Linked DNA regions of Homo sapiens: regions 2 and 3 are each linked to region 1. Evidence: read pairs that join two places in POLR2A ChIA-PET (ENCODE). Cell type or tissue: CD4-positive, alpha-beta T cell. All regions are shown on one strand.

What was found. Peaks named below come from ENCODE experiments on the same cell type or tissue, not always from the same donor. Only the 100,000 strongest peaks of a DNase experiment are listed, where the experiment ranks them.
Region 2: POLR2A ChIA-PET joins it to region 1 with 14 read pairs; 6 of 35 experiments call an interaction of 5 or more read pairs at or near these places.
Region 3: POLR2A ChIA-PET joins it to region 1 with 34 read pairs; 6 of 35 experiments call an interaction of 5 or more read pairs at or near these places.

What each region holds. Positions count from the first base shown.
Region 1 is chr12:3,893,242-3,901,241 of GRCh38, reverse strand. The region is part of intron 1 of PARP11-AS1 (PARP11 antisense RNA 1); the gene reads right to left. Among named protein-coding and RNA genes, the nearest start is that of PARP11, 24 kb to the right of the region's middle. In CD4-positive, alpha-beta T cell, no CTCF peak of the experiment used is centred here; DNase peaks (open chromatin) are centred at 3,421, 3,731 and 4,181; H3K4me3 peaks cover 1,160 bases; H3K27ac peaks cover 4,830 bases.
Region 2 is chr12:3,969,298-3,977,297 of GRCh38, reverse strand. No RefSeq gene overlaps it. Among named protein-coding and RNA genes, the nearest start is that of LINC03141, 39 kb to the left of the region's middle. In CD4-positive, alpha-beta T cell, no CTCF peak of the experiment used is centred here; DNase peaks (open chromatin) are centred at 3,077, 3,597, 3,847 and 4,507; H3K4me3 peaks cover 532 bases; H3K27ac peaks cover 3,299 bases.
Region 3 is chr12:3,944,634-3,952,633 of GRCh38, reverse strand. The region is part of intron 2 of LOC105369608 (a long non-coding RNA gene); the gene reads left to right. Among named protein-coding and RNA genes, the nearest start is that of LINC03141, 63 kb to the left of the region's middle. RefSeq lists an enhancer at 7,298-7,811. In CD4-positive, alpha-beta T cell, no CTCF peak of the experiment used is centred here; DNase peaks (open chromatin) are centred at 1,513 and 4,673; H3K27ac peaks cover 5,376 bases.

The sequences.
Region 1 (8,000 bases):
CTATCAGAGTCAGGAGGAAACAGCTGCTTACCATATCTACTCCTTTTCAATATTGTATCTGAAGTATAAGTTAATGTAATAAGGCAAGAAAAATACATAATATAAGAATTTAAAAGCAGAAAGAAAGCTGTTCTTATTTTCAGATGATATAATAGTCCGTAGGACACTTTATAAACTATTAGAATTAATGAGTGATCACTAAGCTGGATATAAGACCAACAAACAAATCAATAGCCTACTTAATCACCAGTAATAGACAATTAGAAATGTAATCTTCAAAAATGTCATATTTGCAAAAATGTGTAGGATGCCTGTGAAGAAAATAATAAAATTTTATTGAAGGAAATAGAACAAGACATGGTATATTAATTAAGGTGTTTTTACATGCAAGTAACATATATCCAACAGGAAGTGTCTTGAAGTAATATTTATTACTTCACATTACATGAAGCCCAGCATGGGCAGGTTCAGGGTTGCTTAATCCTGCAACTCAAGGATGTCATCAAACACTCAGGATCTTTCCATCTTTCTGCTGAAGCATCTCCAACAAGGCTTTTATCTCAGGTTTGTCCTCTCCCAGTTTCAGGATTGATGTCATAGTTAGAGTCTATGTGTAAAGACCTCTTCACATGACTCTATTCCAGAGGAAGTAAAAGAAGTATCTCTTTGCACATCTATTTTTTTGTTATCAAACTTTTCCCATAAACCTTTATCTCATGTCCCCCAGGATTGAGTCATGAGGCCATGCCTATGGAAGAATAGGAAAATCTCTCATATTTTCAGTCTCTAATATGGGAAGCATTCTCTGTAGATAAGAAAGGAAGTGGAGTGGGCTAGTACTGATGAGTAGGCAACCAAGAGGTCCTGCCACATCCAAATAAATGGATGGGACGACTCAATATCATTAGGTTGTCAGCTGTCCTTCAATTTTAATATATTAATCAAGTGTAATTACAATCAAAATCAAAATACTTTTTTTATGGAACTGGAAATGCTCATATTAAAATTAATGTAACAGAACAAAGGTTCAAAAACAATTTTGGAGGAAAAGAAGTGGAGGCAGCTGTCCGACTAGAGAGCAAAACATTTTATAAAGCCATGATAATTAGATGGCATGACTGTGGCACAGAAGCCACAAACTAACAGAAGACGAAAGAGAGTCCAGACACAAGCCCATACATATATGGAAATCTGAGATATGAGAGATGGCATGTTTTCACTTTTGAGATTGTGGTTCCACAAACAACAACAAAATTCATGGCTTCTTTGATGAAAATGAAAGTCTCACGCACCCTCAAAATAATGTGCTCTCCTAAAAGTGTCGAGAATTATAGTATTGCCTATATATAGCTCTGGTAAGCAAAACAAACGTATTCATGAACAAATTGCTTTGATTTTTCTTTTCAAATAATTATTGTATTGCTTCTATATGCTATAAGTCGTACTTCACTTCCTCCCAAGATTCTGAAATGTGCACCACTCTTGGATCCGCAGTCCCTCCCAAATGGGTTGGCATCTCTGTGCCAAGCAACAAGAAGCCTAAGAGGAACTCAAAACAGGGGGCTGGCATGATCGGATGTGCATTTTAGAAAGATCACTGGGCGGTGGGAGGATGGGATACAAAAGAAAAATAACATGCCCTTAAACCCTTGTCCTAAAGTGTTTAAATTGTAGCCGAAGAGACACCAAATACAGAGTGTAAAGGACAAAGAACCTTCACAGCCCATCAAAGAGTGCACTAGGAACTCACACAGAGAACAGCAGCATTGCATCCTGGGAAGTGGCAAGGAACTAGAGGTGGATGGCTGGGTTTTGTCACTCCAGCACTTTGGGCCTCAATTTTCTCAACTTTAATAGTGGGATGATGTCAATATCTACTTCCCAAAGCTGTTACAAGAATTAAACTATAAGTTCTATCTGCAAAGTGCTTTGCTGACTGTAAAAAACTACCTAGATATGAGCCAAGGCCAAGTACACAGACGTGTGTTCTAGTTCTGAGCTACAGTGCTTACTCTAGCAGTGAGATTAATGTCATTGACTTCTTTGCTCCTTACCTGACTTGGATTTCTACATGTGAGCAAGGTCAAAGGAAGGCAGTTTGATAACTCAGAAAGAATCACCAAATCTTCTGATTGGAAGGCATCTTTGAGGTTATTATTTCAGTCTCCCACTCCATGTAGGAATCCTCTCTACAAGTTCCTGACCCAGGTGGTTGTCTTATCTCCGCTTGCACCTTGCTGTCATGGAGATGTTACTCCCTCACAAAGCAGCTCAGCCTGTCTGTGGACAGTGGGCATTGTTAGAAATAGAGCTGAAATCAGACTCCCTTCAGCCTCTGTCCACTTGTCTTAGTTCAGCCCTCTGGAACAACACAAAACTAATTCACTCCCTTTCTCATTTGACAGCTTTTCAAGGGTTTGAAGACAGCTATCAGAGTTGTCTATGTGTGCCCTTCTCTGGAATAAACGTTCCCGGTTTTCTGAACTGCCCCTCTCAGGTCGTGGTTTCTAAGATGCTTCACTAGTCCAGTTATCCTCCCTGGACTGATCACTGCTTTGTCAGTATCCCCTTTTAAAATCTAGTGCCACCTTCCTGCCACCACATCTAAGTGGAAACAGCCTAAATGTCCAAGAGCAAGTCAATTCAAACAAATTATGGCATATCTACACAATAGTATGTTGTATAACTATTAAAACTGGGTTTCAAAGAATATGTAAGTTGAGGAAATAATTCAGGACATAATGTTAGTTTTTTAATGTAGAATATAAACACTACCTAACCCACATTTTTAGTACTTCCATGTGCCTCATGGAACACAAGTCTCCAGAAGAGACTTGAAGGACATATACCAAAATGATAACAGTAGTGATCTCCAAATGATGAGAGCTAATTTTCGTTTTCTTCTTCATACATTTCTGTACTTCTAAGTTTTCTACTATGAATATATTTTGCTTTCGTGATTTACAAAATACAAAGACCACAAAGTTGAATGTGAAGAAGAAACATGGTACCAGGAATAAGCCCTCATGCTCTGAGGCAGATGGGCCAATGGCACCCTCATCACCCTTGCTCTGCCTGTTACAATTCCCCTTATGCTACCTGGCAAACACTAGTTGTTTTGTAGCCATGTCAGAATTTTTTGGCTCATGTTGGGCTTTTTGTTAACTACAATCTTCAAGACTTTTTCCCATTAACTATTGTCAATAATTTGAATAACTGAGTTTTTTTTTTTTTAATCAATATGAAGAACTTGCATTTTCTCCATTAAATTCCATCATGCTTATTTTGGCTCCTTGTTCAGGCAAACCACCATATCCTGTTTCTGTCATGCGGCATATTACTTAGACTTCTTCATTTTGTGTCAACTCATATTTATATGTTGGCATCTCTTTCATGTCATTGAAAGGATTTTCACAGAACCGGGCACCAAACAAGGACTAGCGGCATCTTGTGCTACACCTCTCTCTGAGTTGACTTGGCCCCGCCTGTCCAGTGCTTTTTGGATACAATGGTTTGCCTAGCTGTGCCTTCACCAAGCCATAGATCACCCAGGCCCTATCCATTCATTGTACCATAAAATGTGTTGTCGGAAGCCCTGTTGAAAGATTCACTACCTCTGGGACAATCTTGAGAGTTTTGGTAATCTTTCAAAAAAGAAAAAAATGTGAAGTGATGTTAGTATGACATGGTTTGTTCTACATAACCTGTGCTGGCTTCTTGAGATTACCACTTCCTTTTCAAAGCGATTGTAATCTAACTCCTTAATAATGCAGCTTACAGTTTGCTGGGGATCAAAGTTAAACTCAACAGTGCAAAGTTCCCCAAACCTACATATTTCCCCTTTTGACAACTCGGACAGTTGCCCATCACTAATCTTCTGGCATCACTCCTGAGATTCCTGAAAGATTACTGACAATCATTCTATGATTAAATCTACAAATTCTTTCAGTCCCCAGGGATGGAATTTGTCAGGGCCTGGAGATCTAAGCTTATTTAGAGAGCCCAGGTATTCATTTTCTAAAGAGCTTCATAACTAGGGCTGCAATTGCTTCTTTGCAGTGTTTATATTGTTCTTTCCAGTTTGAAGATCATTCTGAGAGATAGAGATGATGGAAGCTAAGTAGGAGTTGCATAATTCTGCTTTGTATCTGTCATCTGCTAGCATTACACCATCTGCCCCAAGCACAGGATCTGGCCCTTCCCTATTCTTCCTGCTCAGAATATACTTGCACAAAGCTCTTTTTGCTGTTCCTGAGCATTTTTTGCAAGTCTCAGCTCATTCTGAGCCCCAGCCTTGCTAACACTATGGCTACAAGCCTGTGACACTCTTTGCTTTTCTTCTCCGGTGATGTGCCCTGCTTAGTGCTTTTGTAAAGGCTCTTTGAAAACCTGAGAGTGCTGGAGGGCTTCCCCTGCTGGCTCGGGGTCTTCCCTTTGCTTCCTAGTCAGGATCACTGGAGACTGTATTGCCAGAATTTAATTTTGGAAAGAATGTTGCTTTAATGCTTCTTCTGTCCTCTCATTCTTTGAAAACAAAACAACAAAACAAAACAAAATAGTACAACAACAACAACCACCACAAAAATCACAGCTGCAAATGAGGTCTGATTAGAAACCAGTACAGTGTATTTAGGCTCATCATGGTAAAAAAAAATCTGACAAATGATAAAAAGCGTTGCTTAGTTTGCTTTAAATAAGAATGTGGAGGAACTGTTTTTTCTAGTTCATTGTGCAATGAGAAAAAAGGGAGGGAGCAGAGATCCAAAAAACAAGGACAATTAATATTGAGTAGCAACTACGTTCTTTCATTTAATCTTCATGTCAGTCCTGGAAGCACTGTCCTGATTTAGAGATGGAGAAAAATGAAGCTTAAGTTAAGTGACTTAGAGTAACTTTGTAAACCAGTGGGTAGAACCAAGGGTCAAACTCAGGCAGTGTGATTGGACTGCTCATGTGCTTTTTCCTACATTACGGGTATAGGTAAGCAGCTCACAAAACCATTCCACCCAAAGATGTGTTTTTTGGACCCTATGGCATTTAAAAAAATGTTTAGATTTATTGCCGACATTTATAACTTAGGAGATTTTACGTTCACTTCTAGAATCCTAGCTACTTTTGAGAACCTCTGGCCCTACATTTCCCCCATGGAAACCATTGGCCAAGTGGAGTAGTGGCGATCTGCCCTCTCCAGGTTGCCCCAATCCCCACCTTCCCCCTCATTTATATTCCCCGCTTGGTCCTGTTAGATGTTTGAGTTTGCACTGCCTTAGGCTATGCTGATACTCCATTGTTTTTCCTGGTTTCTGAGAGAAAGCCTTCTGCCATATGGAAAAGAAGGGAGCAAAGGTTATGAAAATCAAAGATATGTCTCTTGCACTCAATTCGGCCTTATTATTCCCCTGGAAAGGGCCTCCCAGAATCTTAAGAGGTTCCGAAAAAGAGTGTGCTTGTTTCACTCAGCTTGTCCCAGGATCCTCCATTCCCAATAATGGACTCCCTTTTGCACTGTGTTTCTTAAACCACAGAGTCTAACAAGAACATCATTCAACTTTTTAAAGCCTGTATGTATGGGCAAGAGAGCCTGTTCATATGACCTTCTAAATAGGACTCTTGGGCACGATCAGAATGTCTGGCTAAGCCTGCCTTCGTGGTTAGACACCACTAACAGACCATTGAAAATATGCACGTCGTAGATCATAGAGTGGACAGAACCTAGGCTGAGGATCAGGAAATCTGTTTTTTCATCTTGGTTCTGGTGTTAGAGGGATACCCAGTGCATAGAACATCACAGAAACACAGACCTCAAGGGGTAAGTCCAGAATGGGGGCTGGTAGTTAGAATGAAGACTATAGAGGGAATCTGAATATCATTTTGAAGGGAGAGATCCATCCATTCATTCAGTCACTCTGTGAATATGTATTTATTATGCACACACTACATGTCGGACACAGTTTAGGCAATGAGAATTCAGAATTGAACCAGACAGACAAAAATCCCTGCCATCATGGAACTTACATTTCAGTAAGGAGAGATAGACAAGTGAAAAAACCAAGTAAGTAAATATCTTTGGTCAACTGGTAATAAGACTGTGGGAAAAATCAAGCAGGGTAACTGATGGTTATGAAACTTTGAGGCTGGGAGAGGGGGGTATTTAAAGAAGGTAATCAAGGCCTCTTCACAGGGAAAGTGAAATTTCAATTCAGGCCTGAAGGAAGTAAGAAAGCAAGCCATGGGGATTTTTTGAAGAAAAGCATTCCAGGTGAAGGGAAGAACAAGTGCATAGACCCCGAGGTGGACTGTGCCCGGCATGTTTTAGGGCGAGCAGAGGCCAGGATGGCTGGAGCAGAGTATGCAAAAGAGACAGCCATTAGACATGGAGTCTGACAGGTGACAAGCGCCCATACTGTGGAGGGACTTGCAGGACATCGTGTTGAATACTGATTTTTGCTCTTATTATCCTGGGAGGCAGGGAAGTGACATGATCAAGCTTATAGTTGAACAGGATAACACTGAGAATTCTGTTGAGAATAGTATGTAGGCAGCTAGGGCAGAAGCGGGAGAGCAGTTAGGGGGCTGTCACATAGTGGCTGGGCTAGGGAGTAGCCTTGGAAACAGCAGAACATGGTTCTATTCTGCACATAATTTGAAGGTAAAGTGAACAGGATTTGCAGAGGCATCAAAAGAGAGAGAGCACATGTGAGAGGAAGCTCTAAGGGTTTAAGCTTGAGCAACCAGACCCATGGCCATTAACCGAGCTGGGAAAGGCTGTGGAAGGAGCAGGTTTGGCATCCAGACCAGGAGTTCTGTTTTTTGATACATTCGGATACCGATTAAACATTCAAATAGAGATTGTGAATAGGCAATTGGGCATGTGCATGTGTAATTATAAACATGGGCATCAAAACCATATTGATTATGTTTAAAACTCATAGACCGAATGAGATCACCAAAGAAGAGAGTAGAATTAGAAAAAAGAAGAGATCGGAGTACTGGGCTCTGGGCATTCTAACATTACAAGGTGGGGACCTGAGATGGAATCAGCAAGGAAACTGGAAAGGAGTATCCAGGAAAGCTGGAGGAAAACCTGGGGGGGAAGTCTTCTCAGAGGCCAAGTGAGGAAAATGTATTCCAGAAGAATGGAGAGATCAACTGTGCCATGTGTTACCTGAGGTGTCCAGGATGATGAGGACTTAGAAATGACCATAGGATGTCATGGTGAAGAGATGATTGGTGACCTTGATAAGAACAGTTTTGGCGCTGGTGGTTTGTGCATCGGAGAGAGAGTAGGAGGGCCTGGGTGCTGTGAAGTCCTAATTAGAATGACTCCAACAGAGGATGTGGGAGAAGAGAGGTCTGACATGGTGAGCAAGAACAACTATTTAGAGGAGTTTTGCTGTGTAGAGAAGGAGAGAAACGGGAGGAAGTGGGGTTAAGAGCGGTGTCCTGTGTGTGTGTGCGTGCGTGCATGTGTAAGATGGGAGCAGGTCTGAAGGCTCATGGGATTCATCCCGTATAGAGAGGAGAGCTGATGATTCAGAAGAGAGGGGAGAATGCTAGGATAGTGGTGGGATCTGGGGCGCACATGGACAGGGTGGTCTTTGTCAGGAAGAGAGCTACCTCATCCATGGTAATGGTATAAAAGCGAGACACAGAGTGACTGGTAAGTCGATTGACAGAAGCCGATAGCAATAGCTGGTCTCCTCAACAAGCCAAAAATGGGGTGTGGCAGGATAGAACTCAAAGGGCCAGGTCCAAAGGCTCATGGAGCTTTTGGTTGGTAAGGAGTGTATTTATCCCTCCTTGTAACTGAATCCGAAAGACATCAAGTGGAGGAATGCTTTAAACCATGAGACAGGGCCAGGTGCAGTGGCTCACACCTATAATCCCAGCATTCTGGGAGGCGGAGGTGGGAGGATAGCTTGAGCTTAGGAATTCGAGACCATCCTGGGCAACATCTTGAGACTCCATCTCTACAAAATATTAAAAAAATTAGCCAGGTA
Region 2 (8,000 bases), 76 kb before region 1:
CAGTCATCCCCACTTCTGAAGAGCCAAGTATCATATCTAATGTGTAAGAAAATAGCCCGAACTTTGCAAGGGCAAAGCAGAGTAGTGGATTTGCTTGACTAAAGTTAAGAAGGTGAGTGGGGAAGTCAGGAGAGATGAGGATGGGAAAACAGATGGGGCATGCCAAATTGTGGTACAAAAGAAATTATACATGTTTTACTTTCTGCAACTAAAGGGATCTGCTTCATGGATTACCCAGGTTTCCCTGGCTCCTACCTGGCCATCGTACAATCAATTAGTACAGAAACTTGCCATGGACACAATTATAGACAATTCTTCCATCTCATTGTGAGCCCATTAAGGGCATGGACCATGGCACGTTTCAGCTTGGCCATGACAGATGTTTAATAGAAGGAGGAAAGGTCAAACCAAAGTCAATCTTCTTTGTTTCTTATGAGTTTCTCTAACAGGAGAAAACAAAGGTTCAGAATATCTGTAAGTTGCCTTACTCATTTTACCCATTCCTTTTCCTTCCACCTGCCTCTGCTATCGGCCCTCAAGAGTTGACCAAATACAGTAGCAGAGATGACAAAAGTCATATTGCTAGTTTGCAACTTAAAGGTCACAGTGTCTGAAAATTTAGAGGAAACCTAAAGTTCGACCAGCCGGCTTCCCCTCTTGTTTTAGATGAGCAGACTGAGGTCAGGGAGGTGAATGGTTAGTTGAAGGTCACATAGCTACATGGTGAGAGTTGGTGTTTGTAACTTCTTAACCAGGATCACCACCCTCTTTGTCACTTCACGACGTTGACTGTCTCTCAAAGGTTGGAGATCACAGAGCAAGCCTCACAGAAGCTGATGAGCTCTTCCTAGTGGTTTTTGTGCACTTAGGGTACCCTCAAAGAATGCTGATGTCTGCCCACAGAGTCTAGAGGCCTCAAGTTTTTCCTATAGGTGAAGATAACTTTAAAAAGTGGCCATACTGTTTGAGGTCTGCTTTTTAGTGCATCTTCTACAAAAATGTTCTTTATTAGGTTCACAGCACCCATTTAAATTACTCTCCCATTTCTACTTGTTTGAAATTAGATCAGAGTTCAAAATAATATAATACATGGGTAGTATTAAGTATCTTGGTACTTAACTTCAAAGTTGTTGAACAGTTCTGAATAACATTTTCACCTACTGGAGGGGTCTGCATTCTATTTTGAATAGCCAATCACTAGCTTTTCTATTCTATTGTGGTTGTTTATAAAAGTTAATGTGCAGTTGTTTTTTAAATTTCTCCCTTTAACTTTTTGAATTCTCTGCTCTGTATTTAGCTGCCATAAAGAAACTTCTTTAATGTTAGACAGAAAAACACATCCTGCTTATCTTGTTCGGTTAGCTCTTCGCTGGTCCCTGTATGTGTCTACATTGTAGAAAATGAAGTTAAGTCATGTCTTTGTTATGGATTTTCCCTGGAGAGGTTTCCCCTTGATTTTGCAACTAGTTAAGTTTCCTTTCACTGATTGCCAAGGATTGTTTTAAAACAAACAAGCAAACCAACTTCATCGGAAAAGCACAGTAAATATTAGCCAGCATCACTAATAACTAAACAATGGTATGTAAGTACAGTAAGCTTTAAAGAAACACAGAAGATGCACTGTTTCTCATAATAATAATGGCTAATACTTCCTGTGTGTCAGGCACTGTTTTAGGTGCTTTATACCTTTTTAATGAAATAATCTTTAGGAAAACTGTATTAGGTAGATTGTTTATTATGTCAAACTTATAGATCATGAAACTGAAGCAGAGTGAAGTGAAGCACGTTGGCTAAGGTCATGCTTTCGTTACCGGTGGGGCTTGGATTTGAACCTGGGCAGTCCGAATATGAGTATCACCCGTGACCCTTATCTCCAGTACCTTCTGCTGTACTGTACCAGCCCACTCCCAATCTACAAAACAGAGAAGCAATTAAGCCAGGTCATTAAGTAATTTGTTATACATAATAGTATACACAAGAATGCTTGGGTAACATTGAATTTTTCTTAACTTTGGAAATGACCTTATAGTACTATCTTTTGTGCAAAAGCTGCTGAGGACATAATTCTCGCTCAGGAGTCAGAAGACTTTTTCTGTCAATGGCTAGGTAGTAAATATTTTAGGCTTTGCTGGCCTTACGGTCTTGGTTGCACCAACTCAGCCACTCAGGGCAAAAGCAGTCGTGGGCAATAGGGAAACATGGGCATTGGACACTCAAATTTTACTTTCATATCATATTCATATGCCACAACATATACTTCCTCTTTTGATTTCAGAAAAAAAAAAAAAAAGTGAATTTTTTTTTTTTTTTTTGGCGACAGAGTCTTGCTCTGTCGCCCAGGCTGGAGGGCAGTGGTGCGATCTCGGCTCACTGCAACCTCCGCCTCCCAGGTTCAAGCAGTTCTCTGCCTCAGCCTCCCAAGTAGCTGGGACTACAGGTGCCTGGCACCAGGCCTGGCTAATTTTTGTATTTTTAGTAGAGATGGGGTTTCACCATCTTGGCCAGGTTGGTCTTGAACTCCTGACCTCGTAATCTACCCGCCTTGGCCTCCCAAAGTGCTGGGATTACAGGCGTGAGCCACCGTGCCCGGCCAATCATTTTTAGTTTATAGGCCATGCAAAAACAGGCAGCAGGCAGGATTAGGTCAATGGACCCGAGTTTGTTAAGCCCTGTTCTTGCTAGCTGATTCTTCCACCTCATCGTAAGCTCTCCAAGGCCTGGGACCATGTTAGAGTCAGCTTGGCACACTACAGACATTTAATAGAAGTTTGTTGAGTTGAAAGGAATTGAACTTAGAAAGGGGGAGGAGAAGGAAGGCACTTCAGAAACCCCATCCTGCTTCATGCTCAGACAGGAACTAAACTCAAACAAGCGTGGGACATTCCTTCTTCCCTGCATACCTCACTTGCTTTTTGTAATAGTTTTGTTCACTTTTGATTGCACTGGTACCTGGCTTATCCAGGTCTATAGCTCTCACTATCTCTGTATGGCAGGTTTCAGACTGCAATTTGTAGATAGAGATCTTGAACGAGAGAAGAAGAGGCTCCCAGCTTCCTCTGCTGGGCTCTGGGCCAAGCTGTCCCTGTGGCACTTCAAGAGAGACAGGGACCTTCCAGGGGATTTAGTGGTTCCTCATTTGGCTGAGTAGCAAATCAGAATGCTTCTTTCTGATTTCTGCTCCTGATAGCATGGCACACAGATCAAAGGAAGAAGTGCTCCCAATAATACTGAAACCTTCTGCCTCCAGCTGCACAAGAACTATTTGGAAAGTGTGTGACTCTAGAAGGTATGCAGCTTAGAGCAGAGTAGAGGGCACCTCACTGAGGTTTTCTAAAGATCTATGAATTTGAGACCCTTATGATTCTGGAGCAGGAGAAATTCCAGTTGTCCTATCATATAGGCAGGCTATGACCTCTGAAGCCTTTTCCTAGTTGGAGACTCAGTTACTAGAAACAAAACCCTCATCCTCATCTCCAGATGAATCTGAAGAGTTCTATAGCCAATAAGGGTTAGCCTGGCACAAAGGCAATTTCTGGCTGCTTTTAGAGTGCGGGCGCTTCCTCGTGGGTGCCTTTCTGTGTGCACCTGCAGTGCCGGCATTGGTCACCGCTGAGGAGCCACCAGCCTGGAGCTGGGTTTTGGCAGGACAGAGTAAAAAAAAAACCGGGTTTTTCAGTTTGGATGGGATATATTTCAACTGAGCACGAGAATCTTCCCCCCACCCACGTTCTCCAACATCATCTACTCTGAACAAAACCTCCGTAAGACTGCTTCGATAATATGATTTATCTCCTTTTTCTGTTCAGCTCTGCCTTTAAAAAGTGTTAAACTGGTTAAGAAGGGGATTTCCCCAGGAGCGTGGCATGAGTTCTTTCTCTCTTTGGGAGATGTGCTTCCAATTTTTTGCGTTCTTTGCTGAGATAATCAGCAGTTTTTGTGTTTTTTTTTTAAGATGGAGTCTTGCTGTGTCACCCAGGCCGGAGTGCAGTGGTACAATCTTGGCTCACTGCAACCTCCGCCTCCCAGGTGCAAGCGATTCTCCTGTCTCAACCTCCCATTCTTTCTACTCTTCCTTCCCATTTTTACTGTACTTGTCCCTGAGTCTAGAATTATGCACACACCAAGCAGGGTGTTGCCTAGTCTGGAGATCTGAAGGGATCCCTAAGGTTTTTCCTCAGAATTGCCTGATATTTTACTCTTAGTGACTCACTTCTTTGGGTTAAGCATGAATTCTTTATTATATTTTTAAAAAATCAAAACAAAACAAGAACAAACTTGGCAGGAGTGATGACTTGTCATGGGAACAGTAATTATCACAGGAAAAACCCAGGTTTCTTCCTGATATGTCACGAAGAGGTTCAAAGTAGATGGAATATAGTGTAGGGTCAAGAACACCAAAGTTCCAGGAGCTTCTAGTCAAGAAAGTGAACAATGGCTTCCCCTTCCACTTCAACCAAAACCCCTCACTCTTCACCACAGCCCACAAGGCCCCTCGTGATCTATTTCCTGCCAACCTCTCTCACTCCACCCTGGGTCATGCTCATTTCTTTCATGGTGCTTCAGCCAGAACATCTTTTATTTCTGCTTCTCAAACATATCAAGCTCCTTCCTGCCTCAGAACCTTTGCAGATGCTATTCCCTCTGTCCAGAATGCCCTTCTTCCAGATGCTTACATGGCGACTTCCTGTCATTCAGGCGTCCTTTGACATACCATTTCCTGACCACCCAATCTAAAATTGCCCACAGATATTCTCCATTACATTGCCTCAAATTGCCTCATTTTACTTTCATAGTGTTTACCACTCTCTGAAATCATCTTTTTTTTTTTTTAAAATGTGCTTCTTTCTTGTGATTGTCCTCTCATAAAATGGTAAACCCTATGAGAAAAGAATCTTCCCAATCTTAATTATTAAATAAATGAATCAAAGTAAGGGTCAGACCTTCCAGCAAGGATTAAAAGCAAAGAGATAGGAAGTTTAGGGGGAGGCGTAGCAGTGACCTGGAAGTCATAGACAGGTGTCCAGGTCATCTCTGGGAGCCTTAGAGGTTGGTGCTCCCTGGGAGGGGTGGTGGGTACATCTATGTAAGGTCTCTGAGAAGGCTTAGTCAATAGGACTCCTCTTTCCTACCCTGATTCAGATCCCTCAGATAAATAAGACAAAGGAGGCCGGGCGTGGTGGCTCACGCCTGTAGACCCAGCACTTTGGAAGGCCAAGGCGGGTGGATCACAAGGTCAGGAGATAGAGACCATGGTGAAACCCCATCTCTACTAAAAATACAAAAATTATCTGGGAGTGGTGGCTTGTGCCTGTAATCCCAGCTACTTGGGAGGCTGAGGCAGGAGAATCGCTTGAACCAGGGAGTCAGAGGTTGCAGTGAGCCAAGATCACACCACTGCACTCCAGCCTGGTGACAGAGCGAGACTCCATCTCAAAAAATAAAAAATAAAAATAAAAATCAGCTCATTCATTGCATCATCTGAGCACACCATCCCTTACAGTGATTCTCCCCATTATGTAACCTTACGGCACCATCGATCTCTTCCGCAGAATACGTGCCAAAGTTGTAATGGTGCATTTAGTTGTGTGATTCTTGTATTTACTTTAAAAAAAAAAAAAACCATTTATTATGGAAATTTTCAAACATTTGCAAAAGTAGGGTAAATAGTAAAAATAACTCCATGTGTCCATTGCCCAGTTTTAACAACTATCTACTCATGACTAATCTTATTGATTCATTGTCTTTTATAAATTTTCTAGACAGTGTTTTTTTTTTCTCACCACTTTGTCCCTGGCCTGACTCATATAAGGCACACATCCTTTGAAAGAATGACAGACTGAATGGATGAATGATATGCTGTGCATTACGCAAAAGGACAGCGCAGGCTGCCGAGAACATAGATGATGTGTTGGTTAGCTGGGGCTACCACAATAAAATACCATTGATTGGGTGGCTTATACAACAGACGTTTATTTCTCACAGTTTTGGAGCCTAGAAGTCCAAGATCAAGGTGCCAGCAGTGTCAGGGTCTGGTGAGGCTTCTCTCCTTGGGTTACAGGCAGCCAACTCCTCATTGTATCCTCACATGAAGGGTGGAGAGAAGGAGAAAGCTCGCTGGTGTCTCTTCCTTTAAGGGCACTAATCCTATCCTGAGGCCCCACCTTCATGACCTCATCTAAACCTAATCATCTCTCAAAGGTCCCATCTCCAAATACAATCACATTGGGAGTCAGGACTTCAACATACGAATTTTGGGGGATGCTATTCAGCTCATATCAGGTGAGCAGCGTCTAGCTTAGAGGGAGGATTCTGCACAAGTCCAGCTATTGCCAGCTTGCTTCCCACAGCTTTGTGAGGACAGAGGGGAGAGTACACAGGATGAAGAAGATGGGAGAGGTTGTGGGGGATCCACAAAGCCGGAAGAGGCAATGCAGACTTCCTTAGGTATCCTGGCTGGCAACAGCCCAGTTCGCCTACCTCACTTACTTGGGTTTATTTCAGCAGAATTTTTGCCTTGGCACTCATGGCCTAGAACAGCAATTCCCAAGGAACACTAGTCTAGAGTTCTCCTTCTTGAAAAAAGGAATCGGTGGTCCCTGTGTTTGGGAATGCTATTTACCCTCTTTTTAGGATATTAACTCTAATAACTCTCCCAGTTGTATGTGTTTTTTAAGTTATAATTTTGTCTAAGGCAATTCTTTCCAAGTTTATTTATCATGGATCCCGTTGCCACTAGCATAGATATCATTCACCCCATGGAGAACCAGTGTCTGCAGAATATGTTTGTGGCATATCATAAACACACTTTCCCCTTTACCGGCCGTTTCCAGAAAAGACAAAATTTAAATTTGTCCCTTTTCCTTTTTTTAAGCTTTTAAGAAATTATATAATTAACACATGATCAGTAGAGAAAAAAACAGAATGTAAAAATAGAATAAAAAAGAAAACCGCATTATGATTCCATGACACAGAAATAATACCCTTACCGTTTTCAGTGCTTCTCCTTCTGGACTTTTACAAATGCATAATTACTGTGCATGTTCCTCATAAGATATTTTTAAAAAGAATAATTGAGATTAATTACCACTGACAATGGCAAAACAGTCTTAAAAAGAGAATGCATTCCCTGACAAGAATGGGGTCCTGGCCGGGCGCGGTGGCTCACACCTGTACTCCCAGCACTTTGGGAGGCCAAGGTGGGCGGATCACGAGGTCAAGAGATCAAGACCATCCTGGCAAACACGGTGAAACCCCATCTCTACTAAAAATACAAAAATTAGCTGGGCGTGGTGGCGGGCACCTGTAGTCCCAGGTACTCAGGAGGCTGAGGCAGTAGAATCGCTTGAACCTGGGAGGTAGAGCTTGCAGTAAGCCAAGATCGCGCCACTGCACTCCAGCCTGGCGACAGAGTGAGACTCCGTCTCAAAAAAAAAAAAAAAAAAAAAAAATGGGGTCCTTCCTCAAGAATTCCAATGTGCCTTTTTCACCTTTTGTTTCTTTATTTTATTATGAGTACACTGCCATTGCTTTCCTCTGTTTACCTGACATTCCCCTGGACTGAAGTTAGTCCAATTTGACAGACAGAGAGCTAGTTCAAACACAGAACACAGGGCACTACACTTTTTTTTTTCTTTTTGAGACGGAGTCTCGCTCTGTGGCCAGGCTGGAGTGCAGTGGTGTGATCTCGGTTTACTGCAACTTCCACCTCCCGGGTTCAAGCCATTCTCTTGCCTTAGCCTCCTGAGTAGCTGGGATTACAGGCACCTGCCACAACACCCAGCTAACTTTTGTATTTTTAATAGATACAGGGTTTCACCATGTTGGCCAGAAATGGGTCTCAATCTCTTGACCTCCGATCTGCCTGCCTCGGCCTCCCAAAGTGCTGGGATTACAGACGTGAGTCACTGCACCAGCCGGCACTAAACTTTTAATAACAGTACCACGCAAGGAAAGAATGCAAGCTGCTTCACTTCTTGATATCAAGTGACTTGAAAAGTCCC
Region 3 (8,000 bases), 51 kb before region 1:
CGCGGTGGCTCACGCCTGTAATCCCAGCACTTTGGGAGGCCGAGATGGGCGGATCACGAGGTCAGGAGATCGAGACCATCCCAGCTAACACGGTGAAACCCCGTGTCTACTAAAAATACAAAAAAATTAGCCAGGCGTGGGGGCGGGCGCCTGTAGTCCCAGCTACTCGGGAGGCTGAGGCAGGAGAATGGTGTGAACCCGGGAGGCGGAGCTTGCAGTGAGCCGAGATGGCGCCCCTGCACTCCAGCCTGGGCGACAGAGCCAGACTCCGTCTCAAAAAAAAAAAAAAAAAAAAAAAAAAAGAATTATCTGGCCCCAAATGGTGACGGTGCGTAGGTTAAGAAACCTTGACTTAAAGAAAAAGTTATGATCCTAAATATTATATTAGAAAAGAAGAATGATAACTATGCCGGCGAGGTTGAGGATGGATTAGAAAAGGGAGCCCGTTGGCAGAGAAAATTAGTAGGCTATTGTAATAATTAAGACAATAATGAGGACGTAGCCTAAGGCTTTGGCAACAGAAATAGAGAAAGAAAAGAGATTCAGGGTAAAATGGACAAGATTTGGAGATAAATGAGGCAGAGAAACTAGTAAAAACAGAAATGGCTCAGTAGAGACACTCCAGGGTGGGAACAAACCACATAGCTTCACAGATGCATTAGTGTGCCACGGTAGACCACGGGGGCTGGTCCTGATGGGCACCCGCAAGCAGTGCGCCCCAGGGAACAGGGCATCAATGCGGTGTGGGCTCCTGCGGAGTCCAAGAGCCTGCCCGAACTGCAGCGGTGCCCCAGAGAAAAAAATGAGGTTAAGGCCGTGTCCAGGGAGGTGGGAAGATGCAGTGACGCGGGCTCTAGAGACAGGATGCAGTGAAGAGAGGGGAGGGCATTCTTTGTGAATTCTCAGGCACGAGATCACCTGAGGTGCGGGCGTGAATGGGCTTGGTCCCCAAATCCTTGCCTGGTTTACAGGGATACGATGCAAGTCACGGAAGAAGAGTTTCCAATTACACCATGGCGGAGAAGAAAGAAAGAAAATGACACAACCACACGTACCACAGCTCAGAGTTTCAAAGACCACGTTAAGGTGTGATTCAAACAGCCATTGTGCAGCTCAAGCACGTTCCAGACTCAAGTCTGTGTAAACAGAGTTATATTTACTAGCACAAGGCCTGAAATAGAAATCCCGCAGCAAGCTCCTCTCTCATTAACGGGGTCTCTTTCACACCCTAGGGGATACCCATGAGCGGGCTGTGTCAATTGTTAGTGCCAGAAACAGTGGCTGGTTGAGAATGCCTTTTCTTTCACATTTTACAGGGAAATTCACATGGAACCAGATTCAATAGTCTCGCGACATCCTTGTTAGAAACACTTAGATTTTTCTCTTTTTGGCAGTAGCTGGTCTCCATGAGTTGATGTTTGGTGTCAGAACAGCCTCAAACAGGTGGCTGAGGGAATTTGTAGGCTCGTTTAAAATCGTGCTTAAGATACTCACAAAAGCAACTTCTCTAGGCCGCTTTGAAGGTCCTGGGACATTTCTGATCTAAAGAGGTGTTTTGTGGTTTGTTTTGTTTTGTTTTGTTTTTTTCCTATCTAGATAAAAGATAATGTTAGTCAATGCAGCTGGCACTTTTTATTCATTTGTTTCCCATCAATCTCTGTCTTTCTGAAATAGACACAGATCTTTATTTGGTGTGTCAGTGTGTGGGAGAATGGCATGCAGACACAGGATAACAGGCACAGAGACAGTGCCTGGTCTATGTTCATGTGCTGTCCTCTGTTCAGTTGTCTCTCCTGTTCAACTGTCTCTGTGAACTAACAATATGTAGAACATCCCCTAAGTAAATGGTGGTGGTGGTCGTGAGGAGAAGAGAAAGCAGAGAGAAAGACCAAGCGATGTAGGGCAAGAGAGATTAAAGATAAAGAGAGGAAGAGACAGGGAGAATGGCAGGAAGGAGAGGAATGAGTGGGGCCATTTTCCACTGCTCTTAGCCGGCAGTTTCTGGGCTTTCAGTCTGCGTGTGGACAAGACATGTCCGTGTCTCTGAGAATGGATCTACCTGGTTTCCTGGGTCTGCTCCTATTTGGGGCCTTAGGGTTATGAGGGAGGAGTGGAAGGAAAAGGCGATGGCAGCTTTAGTTTCAATGGGTGCAGAGCTGGGATGGTGGAGGGAGGCTGATATCACTGCCCGCCTGGCACTGGGCACTTTTCTTACTCTACCAAGGGTCAGGAAGGGAAATTGGTGGGACTTGTACAGACTGGCTGAAATGTTTGTGGGCTGAAGTGATTGTTAGATTTCAACTTTAAGATGTTAGCCTATTTGAAAGTTTCTTTGCCTACAAAGATGAATTTCTTAGCACTCTTCCAGGAAAAACAAAGCTGTTACAATGAAAAATTTCTCTTTTATCTTGTGGAAGAATTCTTTATGAATACCTCCCTGTATATCATAGTACCTTATGTTTATTTAAGTTATTTTCACAGCTGCAATGTCGTCTGGTTCTGTAAGGAAGTTAAAGGTATACTGTATCTCTCTTTCTAGCCCTAGGACATAGGTATGCTTCCTTCTTTCTGATGATAAGAATTATGTAATTGGTCATTTCTTATTACTTTGGTTACCAGGAAGCTCAGAACCAAATTTGTAGCACAAACATCACTTATTCTATTTGTTCCTTGTGTTGATTTTTCCCTGGGTCTGTTTTTCATTTGTTTCAAAGTATACATTGCCATTCTATTCTGAGTTTAATAAGAAATTAATTGCATTCATTTAACAAATATTTATTTGTTACCGAAACACCAGGGGTTTGGTCTAGGTCCTGCTGCTTACTGCACAGAAAGCCAATAACTGAGACGATTATTGCCAAGGAAGAAGGCTTTTGTCGGGTGCTGCAGCCAAGGAGATGGGAGCTCAGTCTCAAATCCATCTCTCTGACCAATTAAAATTAGGGGTTTTTATAGCAGGGAAGAAATGTAACAATGTGTCAGAAAACAAGAATTAGGAAGGGGTAAGGAAACAAAATGGGGGACCTGGTGTCATTGTCTTGATGTAGTTCTTTGATCTGGTGAGTTTTAGTTCTTTGATACTTTGAGAGGCCTGGGGGTCCTTTCCTGAGGAAGGAACTCAGATAAAACAAATGCAAGTTTCAAGCTTTAAGATCAGAAGGGTCCATTTTTATGTTTATCCAAAAGAACTGTCTGTGGGGCTGCTAGGTTGGTTTCATACTGATTCCCTCATTCTCTATTCTTCTCGGTTTTATTTATCTCCACATCCCTCAATACCATCTAAGTTATATCTCTTATTTATTATTTATTGTATACCCTCTCACTTCCTACCACTGTCAATAGAAATTAAGCTCCAGGGATGCTGGGTGCGGTGGCTCACACCTGTAATCCCAGCACTTTGGGAGGCCGAGGTGGGTGGATCACAGGGTCAGGAGATTGAGACTAGCCTGGCAACATGGTGAAACCCCGTCTCTACTAAAAATACAAAATTTAGCCAGGCATGGTGGTGGGCGCCTGTAGTCCCAGCTACTCAGGAGGCTGAGGCAGGGAAATCGCTTGAACCCGGGAGGCAGAGGTTGCAGTGAGCTGAGATTGCACCACTGCACTACAGCCTGGGTAACAGAGTGAGGCTCTGTCTCAAAAGAAAGAAAGAAAGAAAGAAATTAATTTAGCTCCGTGAAGGTAAGGACTCCACTGCACTCCAGCCTGGGTGACAGAGCGAGGCTCTGTCTCAAAAGGAAGGAAGGAAGGAAGGAAGGAAGGAGGGAGGGAGGGAGGGAGGGAGGGAAGGAAGGAAGGAAGGAAGGAAGGAAGGAAGGAAGGAAGGAAGGAAGGAAGGAAAGAAAGAAATGTAGCTCCGTGAAGGCAAGGACTTTTTCTCTTTTTTGTTCCATACTGTATTTCCAGAGTCTAGAGCAGAGCCTAGCATACTGCATGCAAAATACCTGTCGAGTGAAGGAATTACCTATTGTATGTCAAGTTCTGTGCTAAAAGATGGGAATCAGAGATGCAACCTGTGCAGTCTCACAGGGCCTCAAACTCAGTCCCCTCACTTAGCTTCACGCGCTGCTGTCACTATCATGAAATTCTTAATATGTTTTGAACAAGGAGCCCCACACTTCCATTTTGCACTGGGCTCAACAAATTCTGTGGCCAGTCCTAATGGAAACAGGGTTATTACTTTCAAGGAGGTTTTGATCTACTTGGAAAGGAATTATTAAAAAAGATACATATCCAGTGGCTCATGCCTGTAATCCTAGCACTTTGGGAGGCCAAGGCAGGCGGATCAGTTGAGGTCAGGAGTTCGAGACCACCCTGGCCAATGTGACAAAACACTGTCTCTACTAATACAAAAATTAGCTGGGTGTGGTGGCAGGCGCCTGTAGTCCCAGCTACTCAAGGAGACTGAAGCACGAGAATCACTTGAACCTGGGAGGCAGAAGTTGAAGTGAACTAAGTTTGTGCCATTGCTCTCCAGCTTGGACGACAGAGTGAAACTGTGTCTCAAAAAGAAAAAATATATCTATTTACCCTAAATATTTATTTTAACACAAACGATGTATATGTATGTATTTATATCTACATATCTACATGAATCTTTTGATGCAGAGCCAATGCCTTTTTCTTTGTCATCTTTCTTGTTTAAACCACACCCTTAACGCATCATCTATGATTTCCTGTTTTCATTTCTTTAAAGTGGAGAGAGAAGTTGAAGACACACTTGAAAAGTAATCTGACTGCAGAATTCTTCTTTAGTTTTATAATCCACTGCACAGTCTTTCGCAATTGTCTTACCCATTCCTAAATAAGTAGCAAGTTTTGATGCCTCACCTTTGTCGAGTCTGTCCAAATTATTCAATTTAGTTCTCATACAAACGAATACCATTTGCATTCACATTTCATTGGCTTACGTAATATTTAATTCTATTATGTAAGTTACAAAGATGTGTACAACTTTCAAGTTGATGGAAACAAATACAAATGACTCTTGATAAACCAAAACTGAACAAGAAAGAAGCAGAAATATTCAGACATATTAAAGAGTGGCCTCCCAGCCACCAGCAATCAAGATAAGGCGGACATCAATCAGTATGCCTCACAGAGAGGTGGAAAATGCTGATGAATCTGGGAAGCTGCTTAAGTATAGATTGGTTAAGAGATGTTTTATGGTAATTAATGGTATGAGAGCAGATAACAGGAAGATTGAGCTAGGTCAAGGAAATCACAGAAGGCTTTCCCGAGGAAGTAATGGCTGAGATAAACTCCAAAAAAAATAAAAGATAGAAGTTTCCTGGGGGAAAGAAGAGGAGTATTCTAGGCTACAGGAATAACATGTACAAAGGGCCCGTGGAAGGGTGGAGACTCGGCATATTCAGAGACCTAAAAGAAGGTGAGAATAACTGGAACTACAGGATGAGAAGAATCATGGGGCATGATGAGCTAGGGGAGTCAGGAGGGAAAACCTGACAGGCCTTGTGGACCTGCTAAAGATTTTGAGTTTTATGATGGGAGCAAGGAAAGCTACTGTCTTAGTTCATTTTGTGTTGCTGTCACAGAATACCCGAGACAGGGTAATTTATAAAGAAAAGAGATTTATTTGGCTCATGGTTCTGCAGGATGGGAAGTTCAAGATTAGGCATCTGGTGAGGGCCTCAGGCTCTTTCAATTCATGGTGGACAGCAGAAGGGGAGCCAGCAAAGAAATCACATGGTGAGAGAGGAAGCAAGAGAGTGAAACCGAGGAAAATAGATTCGTTTTAACAACCTGCTGTCTTGGGAACTAATCGGCCTTGCCAGAGTGAGAATTTACTCACTACCATGAGAATGGCACCAAACCATTTATGAAAGATGCACCTCCATAGCCCCAAACACCTCCCACTAAGCCCCACCTCTCAACACTGTCACACTGGGGCTCAAATTTCAACATGATAGTTGATGGAGACAAACTCAAACTCAAGGGTGTTTGAATATCCAAACCATGGCAGCTACTAAAGATTTTGAGTAGGAGTATAACATTATCAGATTTGTGATTCCTAAAGAACACTCTGGCTACAATGTGGAGAACAGATTACAAGGGAACAAGGTGAATTTGGAAGAGCAGCCATGGTCCAGGTAAGAGATGCTGTTAGCTGGACAAGGGTTGTGAGGATAGAAATGAAGAGGATACTTAGAACTTGGTGATAGATTCAATCCTGCGAAAAGAGATGGTTAATCAAGAATGATATCTAGATATCTGGCTTGTAAAACTGGGTGGATGATGTCACTGTTGATTGAAATAGGAAACACTGGAAAATAACTACGTTTTAGGAGGAAAAGTCCTGAGGTTTTGGAAATTTCAAGTTCTAAGTGCTCTTGAACATGTAAGTGGAAGAGTCAGGTTGGATTTAATTATGTAGGTATGGCAAAAGGAGAAAAGGTATTGACTAAAGATAAAAATTTACAAACTGTCTTTAAATGATAGAAACAGAAGTAAGGATTAGATTACCTACAATGAGAATCCAGAATGAGAAGATAATTTCTTAACCGAGTCTGATATTTAATTGATGGATAGAGGAAAAAGAGGCTGTAAATGGGAGAGGGAAGTAGCAGGCAAAAAGGTTGGAAGAGAACTAGGAGGCATTGGGTAGTGAGAGTCATGGAAATAGAGCATTCCAAGAAGGAAAGTCTCCCGAGAGTTTAAGTAAAATAAGGGCTGTAAATATCCTTTGGAATTAGCGACATGGAAGTTACTCATGACTTCAGTGAACGCTGTTTCCTGGAGTGATGCAATGGTAGTCAAACTGGAGTGGGTTGATTACAGAGTGGGGGAAAAAGGAGATGGAGCTCTGCAGATCCTTTCCCAGAGGAAAAAGGAAATAGATCTATTCTCTCTCTCTCTAATATATGTGCACTTCCTTATCTCTCCAGAAAGGACTTTCTGTATGACTTTCAGCAAGATATGTAATTTCTCTGAACCTCTTTTCTTAACAATAAAATAGGGATTTGTGAGTGCACGAGTATACAGACACAAATATGGAGATATATGTCTCCATATGTGAACATATATATATCTCTATCTGCCTATTATCTATCTGCATATATATGTATGTGTATGTGTGTATACACACACACACACAAATCCCTATCTTATTGTTGAGAAAACAAGTTCAGAAAAATTATACGATTTGATGAAAGTCATTTTTAAAACCTGTAGCCAGGCGATGACCATAGACCAGTCTTTCTGACTTGTCACAGGCAGCTCAGTACGGGGAAAAAGGGGTTGAATTAAAGAGCTCTGGAAAATCACTCATCTCCTCTGAGCCTTGGTTTCTTTAGCTTTGCTTCACTTGTTGTGAAAATTGCAGGAGATAACCATGTAAAGAACCTGACACTGGTAGCATTCAGGGAATGTTAGTTTCCACGTCCTCCTTCCCTCCTAACTTCCTTCTCTCCTTTTCCCCTTAATCCAAGAAGAGAGGAATAAAATGAAGGGAGAGAGAGGATATGGATATTAATTTTGAGAAAGGCTATGAGGGGAAAATCAGGCTAAAATCAGTTGGAGAGATGTAGGTTAGGTGAAACAAACAGCGTATTGGCTATCAGGGAACTGAGTGAATAGAATGGTGCATCAAGGAGAACTAGAAACTCTTTCCCTGGAAGTCTTTCAACTAAGGCAATCATTCCTTTTAGGGTACTTCAAGCCCTTTGTTCAGTGCCATTGTCTCTGGCTTTCAGAGGGGGTGATACATTAACAAGTCTGAGAACTTTGTAAGCAATTCTGAAATAAACTCTTCATTAGCATTTCAGAGGAACATCTAAATGCCACCACTAAAGTGCAGGCTTCCATGGCCTCCTCAAAGCACATTGGGCAGATTCTTGTAATGCCAGGTCATTAAGCTGAGTTTCCAAGGGTGACTGAGTGGGAATGAGGCCGCTCCCAACCATGTGCCCCACCTCTTCATTCTGTCAGGAGGAGAGTGCAGAAAATGCAGGTTATCCCAGGCACCAATGCCCAGTTGGCCT